2 separate regions of the Mus musculus genome follow, and region 1 is linked to region 2. Evidence: chromatin contacts called from ENCODE Hi-C or POLR2A ChIA-PET data. All regions are on one chromosome and are shown on one strand. Each heading gives the region's core, a stretch centred on a gene start or an enhancer-like site at or near the end of the contact. The rest is flanking DNA. Distances are from core to core; before and after follow the strand shown.

Region 1 (6,845 bases), core at 2,709-5,208, 2.3 Mb before region 2:
TTTTTGAAAAGGCATGCTCTATATAACCCAATACTAAGGGAACTCTTGGATTTGACCAGAAATAAATGCAACTTAAAGTGAACTAGTCAGATGTGGTGCCATTTCAGTAGCCCAGCATTTGGGAGGCTGGGGCAAGAGCGAAACCCTGCAATGAATAAAACTAAAAGAATAAACCATTTCTCAGAGAAGTTGGGCCAGTCTCTTAAGACGGAGATAAAAAGGGCTGTGACCTCAGGTTATACTCTAGACACTGTTGGGCTAGGGCTGTTATAATTTACTAAACTGATAGCCCCCTCCTTGTTTTTTTTCAAGACAAGTTTCTCTGTGTAGCCCTGCCTGTCCTCTAACACAGAGATCCATCTGCATCTACCTCCCAAGTGCTGGGATTAAAGATATGTGCAGCCACTACTTGGCCTAAACTGATTTAAAAAAAAAAAAGTTATAGGGCTGGAGAAATGGCTTGGTGGTTATGGCTGTTTTTCTAGAGGACCCAGGTTCAGTCTCCAGCACCCAAATGATGGTTCACCACCACCTATAACTCCAGCTCCAGAGGATCTAACGCCCTTTTCTGGCCTCTGCAGAGAACAGGTGTGCACACAGTAATATATATATATATATCACAAACACACGCAACCAAAACACCTATACACATAAAATAAATAAATAAATCTTTAAAACATGCTTTTATATTTATTTTTGTGTGTTTGAGAGAGGCAGGCAGGCAGGCAGGGAGGGAGGGAGGGAGGGAGAGAGAGAGAGAGAGAGATTGAGATTCTTATACTGTGTGTCCCACAGATCAAGTTCAGGCTATTAGGCTTGGCAGCAAGCACCTCCTAAGCCATCTCACCAGCTCACTAGATTTCTCTTAAACTTGATCCAAGAAGGATATTCTTTATTTACCAGTCCTAAAGATAGTTTTATTCTGAAGCTATATACAGTCACCTATTCCTTAGAATGATTGGACTCTCCAAGAAAACTGACAACTGAAAAACAAGTTACTCGGTGACAGACACAGGCGAAGATTGACTCCAACTCTTAAATAAACAAGCACAGAAATGCTTCTTTACTTTTAAATCTGTCAATCTGAGACACTAAAACAAAGCACTGAATACTGAAGGATACCTTAGCATCATGGATGCATGACAGTTTAAGACCTTACAGTTTGTTCTGGCATCTCAGCTTCTTACTCTGTTGGGTTTAATTTATCAAATGATACTTGAGGGTTTTTAAAAAATGACACTTGATTATAATCTGAGAAAAAAATTCTCAAGAATGCAAGAAAATATGAATTTAAACATGACCGATGTTCAATCTGAGATCATCACTGAAGGATCAGGTGTGTGGGAAGTACTACTGAGGCTATGCTACTGATACAGTATTTAAAACCACCTTTAAGCTGCCAAAACAGGCCAGAAAGACATTGAGGTGAGAGGGATGATGTTGTTTCCCCAAACAGATAATTACCCTGCTAGGAAAGACTAAGCACTCAAGCCTCCTTCCTATGCGGAAGGCAAACAAACTTTTAGACGACTGTAAGTCCAAGTGTTTCATGCAAGTGCCCTGTGCTAACTAGGCAAATTTGAAGAGACAGATTCTACCATTGAGAAGGATGTTTGCTTAAAGCAAACAAACCAGGACACAAAAACAAATAAAGGAAGGGCTTAAAAAGCAAGGCATGTGGCGAGATCTTATACTGAAAATAGAAAAGCAAACCCATTCGCAAAAATAGGACATCTACGGCTCTGCAAAGAATTTCCACAACGATTTTGACTTGTACTTTCTACCAGCATGATCCAGGACTACTGTGAAAAAGCCAAGGTTACTTAGTGCTCACTAATTCACTGCTACTTTTAGAGAACTGAAATTAAAACTGGATTCTCTTAGCATAAGCATTATAAATAGGTTCTTTTCTTCTCTACAACACCACTATTGACCTAAGAATGATACAAAATAATCCAGAAAGAGCAAGACTCAAAACAGATTAAAACAGATTAAAAGAACAGGGACTGCAAAACCCACAGTTATAAAAAAACAAAAAAAAAAAACAAAAACAAACCACTGTCTCAGACAAAAACAACTTGCAAATTTGATAAACCAGGTTAGACTTAAGATCAACTGAATTTAAAGCAGGAATTAATCTAAACTATAACATTTCTGCCATTTCAAAAGCAAAAAATGTAAGAAACTTTTCTAAAACTGTTTCCTTAGCAATTGGGAGCCTAAACTCCACAAACTATCCACAAAGAACATTAAGTCCTTACATGGCCTAGTCCTACATGTGCCTTTCAGAATAACACTATAAAAATTCTAATAAAAGGCAAATTATAAAGAGAAATTAAAGTATTACTTCAAAGCAAGACTCAATTCATACCATTTGAAACAAAGAACCCTACACAATTAAATGTATCCTTCCCAAGGACTACACTTGCCCAAACAAACTATTCTGTTTTGAGTACTTAAATTATTCTAATATAAATCACCCCAACTGCAAATTTTACATGAGCAAAACACTATCGCTTTTTGAGTTAAGAAACATTTTGTTTGTTTCTCCGCCAGGCTTGGTGGCACATTACTTAATCCCAAGCACTGGGGAGTCAGAGGTAGTAGATATCTCTTTTGAGTTCAAGGCCAGCCTGGTCTACATATTTAGGTCCAGGACAGCCAGACTTACAAGTGAGACCCTGTCTCAAAACAAAACAACACCCCCCTCCCCAACAAATCCAACAACAAAAGGCTAACACTGTGCTTTACAGCTTAATTAATAAAATTCTCTCTCACACACACTCCTCTGCACGAGGCAAAACGTTTATTGCATAACTCACATTTATAGTAAACGTAGAACGCTCAATTTATAAGTAAAAACAACGATCAACTAACTTGTTTTCGCATTATCTACTCATTTTAACATTCGGCGTCTAAAACAATAAAACAGTACTTACATTTCTGTTGAATTTGGTGAAGGAATGGTGCATATAAAACCTGTGCATATAAACAATCGCAGTGTTTATTGTAAGCTGAGAGCTGGGATGCAACGTTTAGAAAATAATCTAAGCAAAATGTTTCCAAAAACTAAATCAATTTGAATGGAAAAATCCCCTTTCCATTTACTCAAATCCAATCCTCAACCTGAAAGTATGCAGAAAGTCTGCGGGGAGAAGAGAAATCAGTCTGGATGCCAAATTATTCTAATACGCTACGTAGGGAGAGCCCAGGAATTATTTGCAATTAGGTTACAGCTTAGTACAGTAGAAATAAAGTAGTCGAAAGGCGCGCGCCACACACCCAAAGAACATGAAACATCTACGTGCGTTCCCCCGGCGCAACAGAGCCGCCCTGGAGCCGGCACGGAAGCCTCGGAAAACACTTTCCGTGGAACATCTGCGACCTCTCTACGTCTCAAGGCCTTTTCTGACTTCCGAAAGTGGAAGGGGCCGCCCCTTGGCTTTGCTCATCCCGGATTCCTCCTCTCTCGCCAGGGAAGCACTGCTATTCCCTCCCGCATCACGCGCTCCCAAACACAGGTTATACAACGCGGGCTCCCGGCCCGCCTTCCCCGGCACATCTCCTCTTTCTCCGGCTCGCCACGGCAGCTCGGGCCCTAGCTTTCTCTGTGTCTTTCCCGAGATCAAAAGACGGCAAAGGGAGCGGCGCCATGTTCCCGGGACACTAGGCCCGGTCACCCGGCGAGCGCGACCAGGGCGTGTGGGACGCAGGGCCGCAACTAGAAAAAGGATACACATTGAGACGTTGCCCCATGTCCTGGATGAGGTTGGCCGCCTGCTGGCGATGCGACAGCTCTTCATCCGCTTCCACTCCGCAGCGGCGGCTCGGCGTGTTCTCCAGCTGTTCCCGAGTAAAGAACCAGCGAGAAGAAGCTCCACGGCCCGACGCCATGACACTTCCTCCTCCGCCCGCGCCCTGAGCCCGCCCCCTCCCCGCCTGCCTCCGGGACTCCGCGCCAATGTGTCGAGGCCCCGCCCCAATGTGCTCTCCGTAGGGTGGGCCACGCCTTTTCCGGGCCTGCTGCTACCCACGCGCACGCGCAGGGACCCGCCCTGCCGGCTCGCGCTGGTCTTTTGCTTTCTCTTTCCGGCCTCCCTCCCCTTTCTCTCTCTCGGACCCGCGGGACCACAATGCTCTGCGCCTCTTGTCATTGGGAGACGCCGTAAAGTGGGGGTCACTCGGAAAGAAAAGGTCGACGCGGTGCATGCTGGATCTGGGAGGGGCTAAGGGGAAGGGGCGGGGCGAACAGGGAAGAGGTCCTGAGGCTGCCTAATAGGGCTTGGACGTTAGCTTTCAACTAAACGGTTTATTTTGTGGTCTGTGAGTTTGCGGGTGCGTTAAAGTCAGAAAAGGCTTTTCTAGTCTCGGCTTCGTGCTGTAGCTTCCATTTTCTTACATGTTGGTGGGTGTATTTTCTTAGCTTTGTTGACTCCTGTGTCCACGAATGGCTACCCTCCGGAGGAGTTAGCTAGGAAAGAACGCTAATTCTAGCAGTGAACTAACAGTGTCTTCTGGGTTTTTTGGTTTTGTTTTTTAAATCGCTAGTAGATGTTGGGGAGCATGCGCCTTTAAAACGTTACTTTAAACCTAAAGCCACTCAAGGGGTATGGGTTGTTTTAAAACGATGTGCCATGTGTCCCAGACTGGCTTTGTGTTCACTCTTGTAGCCAAGAATGACCTTGGATTTACTGTCCTCTTGCTTCCCCCTCGGAAGTGCTGGGATTACAAGGCCAGTGGCATCACTCTGCAGATATCTTTCTTATTAAGTTACCTGTCAAACAATATGAAGTTAATAATTGGAGGTCATGACTCTCTAGGCCTTCCATCCAGATGGGGTGTATGGTTTTGAAGGTCTGTGTGGTTTCTGCGGGTTGAGATTGGGGGATGGTTGGGGAGAAGCAGAACGCTGTAACTCAGGTTGTCCAGAAACAAAGTGCAGGGATTATAGGCTGGTGTGCCGCATCTTGGTTGAAGTGCTGGAGCAGAGGGCCTTAGGCATACTAGGCCAACAGTCTAACAAATGAGTGCAAGAGAAGCTAAGAAAAAAATTGTTTAGGATTTTATAAAGTAAGGTCTCTTATAACTGATGATTTATTTCCATCTTTTTGTAAGGAAGCACCACTCATTTGTTTACATGTTATCTGCCTCTGAGTTAATGCCTATTGTATATGACCAAATTACACTTTAGTTTTTAAGTATTTTCTGAAGACTGCAGTCAGTTATCGAAAACTGGCTTTTAAAAAGCCAACGAGGGCTGTTGAAATGGCCGACCAGCTAAAGGCAACGCTGCCAAGCCGGACAACTTGAGTTCACTCCCCACCTATATGGTAGAGGGAAAGACCCAAATGCTACAAATTGTCCTCTAACCTTCACACGTGCTCAGTGGCACACATGCGTGTGCACACTCATGCACAATAAACAGCTGTAAAGAAAATGACCCTATCTAAAAATTCCTTAAAATGAAAATAAATAAAAGGGCTAGTGTGTTTGTGATTAAAACTTGAGGCTTTCATTTGTCAGGATTTGGGGGTTCCTGCCTCAGCCTACTGCCTGCTCTATTGTGCTATGCTAGTGTTTTGATTATTGTAGGTGGTTATTGTGAACAGCCACCTAAATAATACCTTGTTATAGATATAACAAGATCTCTCATCTTGTTACCTAGATGTTCCTAGATTGATTTAAAGTAACATTCTATAAGTGCCTTTCTACAACACTCAGTCCTAATGATAAAAAAGAGAAAAGTAGAAATGGAGGAGAGCTTTTCAACTTTATAACATCTACAGAAGACAACAGCCAGCATGGCACTTGATGTTAAGGTGGCTTCCATATAAGATTAAGGACAAGGCAAGTCTGTGCCCTCTCTGTTGACTCCTTTCAATATTGTACGAAGTGTCTTATATAATACAATACAAAAGAAACACACAGTAAGCAGATCTGTCCTTTCTGTTTTCTTCAGTTGTGCATGTTGCGGCAGGGCACATGTTGCTGCGGGCATGCCAAAGCACATATGTACAGGTTGGAAGTTGACTTGAGGACTCTTCTCACCTACCACGTGGACCATGGGGATTGAACTAAGATCATCAGTCTTGGTGGCAGTCACTTTTATCCACTGAGCATTGAAGCTTCACTCCTTCTTTACATTTTAAACACGTCTTCATTGTATGCTTGAGTGCCTGCATGTATGAATGTGCACTACATGTAAGCATGGTGCCCACAGTGGTGCCAGATTTCCTGCGGCCTGAGTCCTGAGCTGCTACATAATGGGTGCTGGGGTCTAAACCTTGGGTCCTCCGAAAGAGCTGAAAATGCTTGGAGCTTTTGAGCCACATCTTTCCAGCCCCAGCTTGCATTCCTTTTTGATACAACTGACCTTGGCTTTCCGTAGCACTTCTATAATTGGCTTCACATGATCTTGTCACTGTACCCTAAGACTCTCTACCTTCTCATGTCCATCCACAGTAGTCTTCCTTGCCCTGACCTCTCCTGCCACAAGGCTTAAATATCTACTATTCTGCTAGGAACAAAATTTGACAGCTTCCTATAAGATTTAATATAAATGTTTCACTACAGCCTACTGACCAGGCCACATTTCTGGCTTCCTCTCCTTCCACGCTTGCTTGCCCATAATCTCCAGCTACTATCGCACCCCAGCCTCAGCAGCTTTGTACTGTTGCCATGCACGAAGTCTCTTCATGGCCAGCCAATCTCATTTAGTCTCAAAGTCCTCTTTAGAGAGGCTTTCTTTGGCTCTACAAATGAACATTTTACTTCCCATCTGTCTCCTAGTTGCCATCACATCTTTAATGTCTTGAAGGTATCCAGTAATAGAATAATTCCCTCTG
Region 2 (6,054 bases), core at 2,705-5,204:
GATGTAGTCCAGTTGGCAGAGTGCTAGTCAAACAGGCATGAAGCCTGGATTTAATCCTCACCATCACATAAATGGGGCATTGTAGCATACACTTGTAATCATAGCAGTAGTGTAGTGGAGACAAGGGAGATCATAGATTCAAGGTAGTCCTTGGCTACACAGTGTGATCTCCACTAGACACTGCATAAACAAACAAACTAACAAACAAACACTAAAAGCCTCTGGCCTTTGCTGTAACTACTTCCTGATAATTGCCCAAGACCAGAACATTGGAAAGTATTTTTAGGGACCTCCAGTCTGAGCTGCACTTGGTGGCATTTCGAAGCCTCTTTATGCCATGCTTAGGAGAACTTTGGTAAGATTTTTTTTCAGTCCAACTTAAATACCTTTCACTGCTGAAAACAACCTATCTGCTTGCACCGAGCCACAGCGTGATCTTCTGTCCAAAGTGGTCTCTCTGTCAATTCTCCACCACATGAAAACTGGTCATAGGAAAACTATTTAGCATCTTCTAAAATGTCTGGGGGAAGCCAGCAACAAGGCATCAAAAGAAGACCTACTCCTCTTGCTTGACTGCTGTGAAGGCGACATCTCACACCCTTCCCTTAGGGCTGCTTAGTATGTGCAGCCGTGCCTGTGCTCCATATTAACTGATGCTGCACACATCAGGTCCCATGGGAAGGCTGCTGCTTCTGCTTTCTACCTCTGAACTACAGAGCACAATGTACCCACCCTGGATGCCACTGCATCAGCTCTGAACAAAGCAGATGTCAAGTCAAAAAATACAACTCTCACCTCAGAAAGGTATAAAACAGTTTATTTTGGAGCCAAGTATGAGTAACTATGGCCTAGAAACACAGACTTCAATTACCATTAAATTTGTGTTGTAAGGTAGTAACAGTCTTAGGATATTTTTATAGTAACAGAACAAAGTAAGTTATAAATTAAGATTTTATATATATATATATATATATATATATATATATATATATACATACATACATACACTCACATACACACACACACTGGTGGAAATATCAGAGATGTGGCTTACAGCAAAGTGGAGGAAATATCTATTAGGCCTCAGATGATATCTCAGTGACACCCATAACCTTTTTTGGCTGATGGAAACCAGTGACCTATTAAGTTAATATATTCTAAAAGGTTTTACCTGTTAGTTACAGCATGTTAGGACACACCAGGCATGGGCAAAGGAATGGCTATATAGGGGGCTAAAGATAGCCCCAAGTAAATTGTAATTACCTTCCAACCTTACAGTCAGTGAAGTTCTAATTAGTTAACCAGCCTTCCAGAAGGTTCCATGTAAGATGCTATTCTTTCCAGAAAGTTCAGTTCTTACAGCCAAAACTTTTTTTTTCCCCCTAGCTCTTTTGATACGTTCCAAGTTGCTTTAGGATAAACTTGAGTATGCTTAGAGGTAGCTACACATTTCTGAACCACCCTCTTTCTCAGGGTTCGTTTTTCATCACATCCTCTTTGGCTGTCTTCATTTTAACCACTGAAGGGAAGAGGTCAGATTCCCCTCCCCCAGGCCTGCCTCAAGTCAGGTCCTGGACACATGCACCTTCTTCTCTTCTCGGGAACCCCCCTCCCTTCCTTCCTCTGTTTCTTACTCTGTGGCAGAGCCACTTATCTTGTTCAAGTGTGTCTGCTCTGCTGTTTGCCAACTCTTCACCTGTTTCTCACAGTTCTCAGCACTTTTCTGTGGCTCTTAATACAATCTGTTTCTCTACTCACAGGCAGAACTCTGATCCCACACCCCTTATCTATTCTTTGCCCCACTATATTAAGGATCAATATAGTCTCTGCCACACAGAGCTGGTGAAAATACTTTTCACCAAATGACTAACATTAATAAGAGAAAAGTCGGTATTTTACCCCTCAGGTCAGCTTACCTAACCTGATAACAGAATTTTCTGCATTGAATAACACATCTTTTCTTAATGTATTATTATGGTCTCATATAAGCAAACCTAGATTAGCCTGCTCAAAATATGCTCTCCAGTACAGTATGGCACAGGGGGTATGGGGGTGACCAAACACTTTTGGATGAGGCCTGCTCTTCAGAAGGGAATTTAGGCAGATTATGCTAAACCTGTCCAAACCTCCCATGGTTTAGGCCGTCACAGGCTGTATAGGGAAACCTGTTGCCCTACTCAATAGACCTGTTGTAATATTACCTTGTAAACACTGATATTTCTACACATATCATGCTGAGGGTAGGTGACTACTGACCATCAGCCTTAGATGGTCCATCTATGCAGACCCTCACCACTCCACAAAGCTCGGGGAGCATCATGGAGGAGGGGATGGGGGTGCATAGAAGATGCTGTCTTCTGGACATGACACAGATTTTGCAGTTATAGTTTCCTGAAGATCTAGCCAAGATCAGTCAGCATTTCAACCAAACTGACTGGATTCAGGAGATTACCAAAAAATAAATGAAAATCAGAGGGGACAGGAAGGGAGGAGGAAGAAGAGGAAGAAGAGGAAGAGGAGAAAAGGAGGAGGAGGAGGAGGAGGAGGAGGAGGAGGAGGAGGAGGAGGAGGAGGAGGAGGAATACATTGGGATATCCAGGGGAGCCAGAGAGAAGGTTCTGGGTAAATTCAATCAAGATATAGCATTTACATGTATGGGATTGCTAAAGAATAAATAAAAGACAAGCCTGTTGGGAAGGAAAGCTATTAACTTTCCAGGTTCCTGCTGATGAGAAAGTAAATTCTCAGGTTCTACTGCACATTGATTTTGCCTAATCCCCTGGGAGATGACCCAGCAACATACTTTAAGCTTTCTATGTTACTCTGATGTATTCAAGTTTTAAAAGTATTACTTTTTAAGTCTGTGATGTAAAAAAATACATATCTTTTTCTCATCTTTCTTTCTTTTTCTTTTTCTTTTTTTTTCCAACTAGAAAAAGTTGGTATCACGTTAACAGCACTCCACAGAAGGAAATTCATTGTCACTTCAACCGGAATAGAGGCCACCTGCACAGAGTCTATTTTGTAGAACACAACCTCTGGGACACTGGCCTTTCTTAAAGGCCGGAGATAATCTCACTACTCTTGAAAGAAGTTTATCATCACCCCAAAACCCAAATAAAGGCCATTTGTACAGGCTATGTAGAGCATAACCTCTGGGAAACTTGATTTTTTAATTTTTGTTTTATATTTTCTTATGAGGGGGAGGATGTGCGCAAAATCAAAGAACAACTTGTGGGGGTCTTTTCATTCCTTCCAGCATGTGGATCTCCAAGGGCTCAAACTCAGGTTAGTGAGTGCAAGCATCTTTACCTGCTAAGCCATGTCACTGATCCAACACTTGCCTTTCTTGGAAGACACACAGGAATCCCCAAACCCTGAAGAAGGTGGGTTTGTTATTGTTCAACCTAACGTCTTGGATCCTTGCCTGTCTTAAAAGCAAAGGCCCACCATTTTGGGGAGCTTGCAAACTACAATGCAATAGTATAACTGACATAAATCTCAGGACACATCCCTTTTCTGACTGCTCACCTACAGCGATTATGGGGACATGCCGCTGACCACGTTTCCAATTAGCCCTTCACCCCACAGTAGAAAGCCTCCTGCCCATGGCTCAAGTTAGCAGAGAAGAAACACACTCAACACCCACCACCACCAAAAGCCAGCTTCCTAACTAAATAACTGCCTGACTTCTGGGCTGCCACCGGCCAGAAAATGCGAACTGGAATCTTCGCAAGTCGGAAGCGGAGCCGCGACCCACAGCTGCGCGCCACTGCGCATGCGTAGCCGCTTCTGGACCCCCTTCAAGCTCAGCTTGGCTTCTGGGCTTCCAGCTATTTGAAAACCCAAAGTGGACTTTCTGGCTATCCGGAAGGGAGCCGGGGCCGGGCGGCCGCACAGTACATCGCACGCACGCGCGCGCGTGCTCGCTCCTCCCACCCGGAACCGGAAGTGGGAGCGATCGCGGCCTGGGGCCTGGCCTGGCCGGGGCGTCGGCAGCGGCGGCCATCTTGGCTCCCCGCGGAAAGGCAGTGCGAGGGGGAAGAAGTTGTAGGGTGGGGGCGGGAGCGAGGAGGAGGAGGAGGAGGGCGGAGAGCGGAGGGGTAGAGGAGGAGGCCGCGGCAGGGTAGGGCGGGGACAGCCAGCCTGCCGGCCGGCCAGCCTGCTGGGCTTGCGGAAGTACTAGCCGACTGCTCACTCGCTCCTGCTCGGGCTTCCCACAGCTCCCTCCCTTCCTCCCTCCCTCCCGACCGAGGGCGGCCCGGGCCGGTGCATGGTCAGCCAGCTCCCATCTCTAGCTCCCCGGCCTCTCAGCAGCACGGAACGGACGGCAGCGGCGGGCGAGGAGGAAGATGGCGGGACGGCTGCCGGCCTGTGTGGTGGACTGTGGCACGGGGTACGGCGGGTCTTCGGGGTGGGGGAGACTGAGGCCGGGGACGGGCGGAGGAGGGAGATGAATGGGGGGAGCCGGCCAGACTGGCGAGGGGTGGTGCCGGGAGCCTCCCGGGACAGAGATCTTTTCCAGGCCCTTCCTTTCCGAGGAGGCCGTCTGGCCCACCTGGCTGTCCTTTCCCTTCTCTCCCCTTTGCTGCCTGTGAAGCAGGGCACCCACCGAGGACCTCCAGACCTAGGAGCAAGGAAAAGAGAGAGAGAGAGAGAGAGAGAGAGAGAGAGAGAGAGAGAGAGAGAGAGAGAGAGAGAGAGAAGCGCTCCTTGCAGATTTTGCAAGATCGCGGTGACAACTCTCGATCTCTTAGGGCGTGTGGGTGGGGAGAGCGACGAACCAGGCTGTGAAAATGGGAAGCTAGCATGGGGGGCTTTTGCAGCGGACCCACGCGCCGCCTGGTTTCCGCCCACACCCATTCGTAGCCATCTCCCACTACCCATTGAACCAAGTCAGTTCCAGCGAGGAGGATCTCACGGGGGTTATAGCTCTTGCCTCAAAAAAGTCCCTTGGTGAGCAAGCGCGCTGCAACTTCCTTAGTTTTGTCAAAGCCGCTTCCTGCTTTCCGTCTTTTATAGCCTTATAAGGTAGTTTTTCGTCTCGAACGTTACCACGTCTTATTAGAACTTTCAAAATTAAGCAGGTTGCATAAAGAGTACATTATGAGTGGTAGGTATCAATATGTCTGAACTAGAAAAAAAAATGTTCTTGTGTGTCCACGGAGGGAGACAGAGGGGAGAGAAGGGACGCACCCTGGAACCTAAACGTTTGTTCACGTTCGTTTTGTGACTGTGTCTTGAAAACTGAAAGGGGGTATAAAGGAATGTGTTTGATTTAAAGTAATTGTTTCTGATAGTAGTGTGGTTGACTAAAATGACTTTAAAGTAGTGGTTTTGTATTAATGAACCTTGTCAAGAGTTACAACTTGCTCTGGGTAGTGACCTAGAGAGAAGACTGTACATTTTTTTATGTTCTACGTTGAAATCCTTGGTGGAGGAAGAGGCCTGTCTGATCTCGAATCCCCCAAATACATCAGTGGTTTTGAGGATAGTTGCCAACCTTTTTCCTCTTATTCTCCCTACCACAGTTATTTAAGCGATGCCTTTTCTTTCCCTCCACACTAGTTAAAACTCTTCTGCCTTTATTTGTAATTTTGTCAGGCAGCTGGAAACAACAGAAAACTTTTTTTTTCTTGGAAAACACTAGTCTAGTCTTGGAATTTCTATGTATTTTCTTAGTTGACATTTTATTAAAGTTAGGTTTTCTTTTAATCCAGTGTCACCTCCCTGAAGTGTTTCTGTGTATGTGTTTAAGTTTATCCTTTTGTAGTTTAATTGATCAGTTGTTGGATGTTAGAGCCATTTTAAAAATTAGAATTAGCCAGAGTGAATAGGACTTTTCAAGTGTATTGTATTGAAGTGACAGATAGTGCTATGTTGTACTTTCATGCTTTAGAAATCACTGTCAGTAGAACCACATAGTCACTGATCACCTTATAAATAATGCCATGGCTGCTTAAGTAGGATTTGTCTTTTTATTCTTTTTATGTATCTATTTTCCTCTTTTGGAATGCAGTTTTGGTTATTTTTGAATGAATAGTATTTGGTACT

The links. Hi-C counts contacts between places; a loop is a spot of excess contacts on that map. ChIA-PET counts read pairs that join two places held with the same protein, here RNA polymerase II (POLR2A).
Region 1: a map of heart shows a loop between it and region 2 (5-fold over the local background). The contact joins the promoter of Ccnt2 here to the promoter of Actr3 in region 2. A Hi-C loop is called at or near these places in 2 of 37 maps with a recorded cell type or tissue (gastrocnemius and heart). POLR2A ChIA-PET finds 5 or more read pairs at or near these places in 1 of 5 experiments (embryonic stem cell).

Annotation. Positions count from the first base shown.
Region 1 is chr1:127,771,277-127,778,121 of GRCm38, reverse strand. It overlaps Ccnt2 (cyclin T2), which reads right to left and starts at 3,958. Exons shown (of 9, transcript NM_028399.1): 1 at 3,737-3,958; 2 at 2,940-3,021. The coding sequence starts at 3,894. 2900009J06Rik (RIKEN cDNA 2900009J06 gene) reads left to right here and starts at 4,068. Exons shown (of 2, transcript NR_045298.1): 1 at 4,068-4,194.
Region 2 is chr1:125,433,627-125,439,680 of GRCm38, reverse strand. Actr3 (ARP3 actin-related protein 3) reads left to right here and starts at 3,954. Exons shown (of 12, transcript NM_023735.2): 1 at 3,954-4,396. The coding sequence starts at 4,353.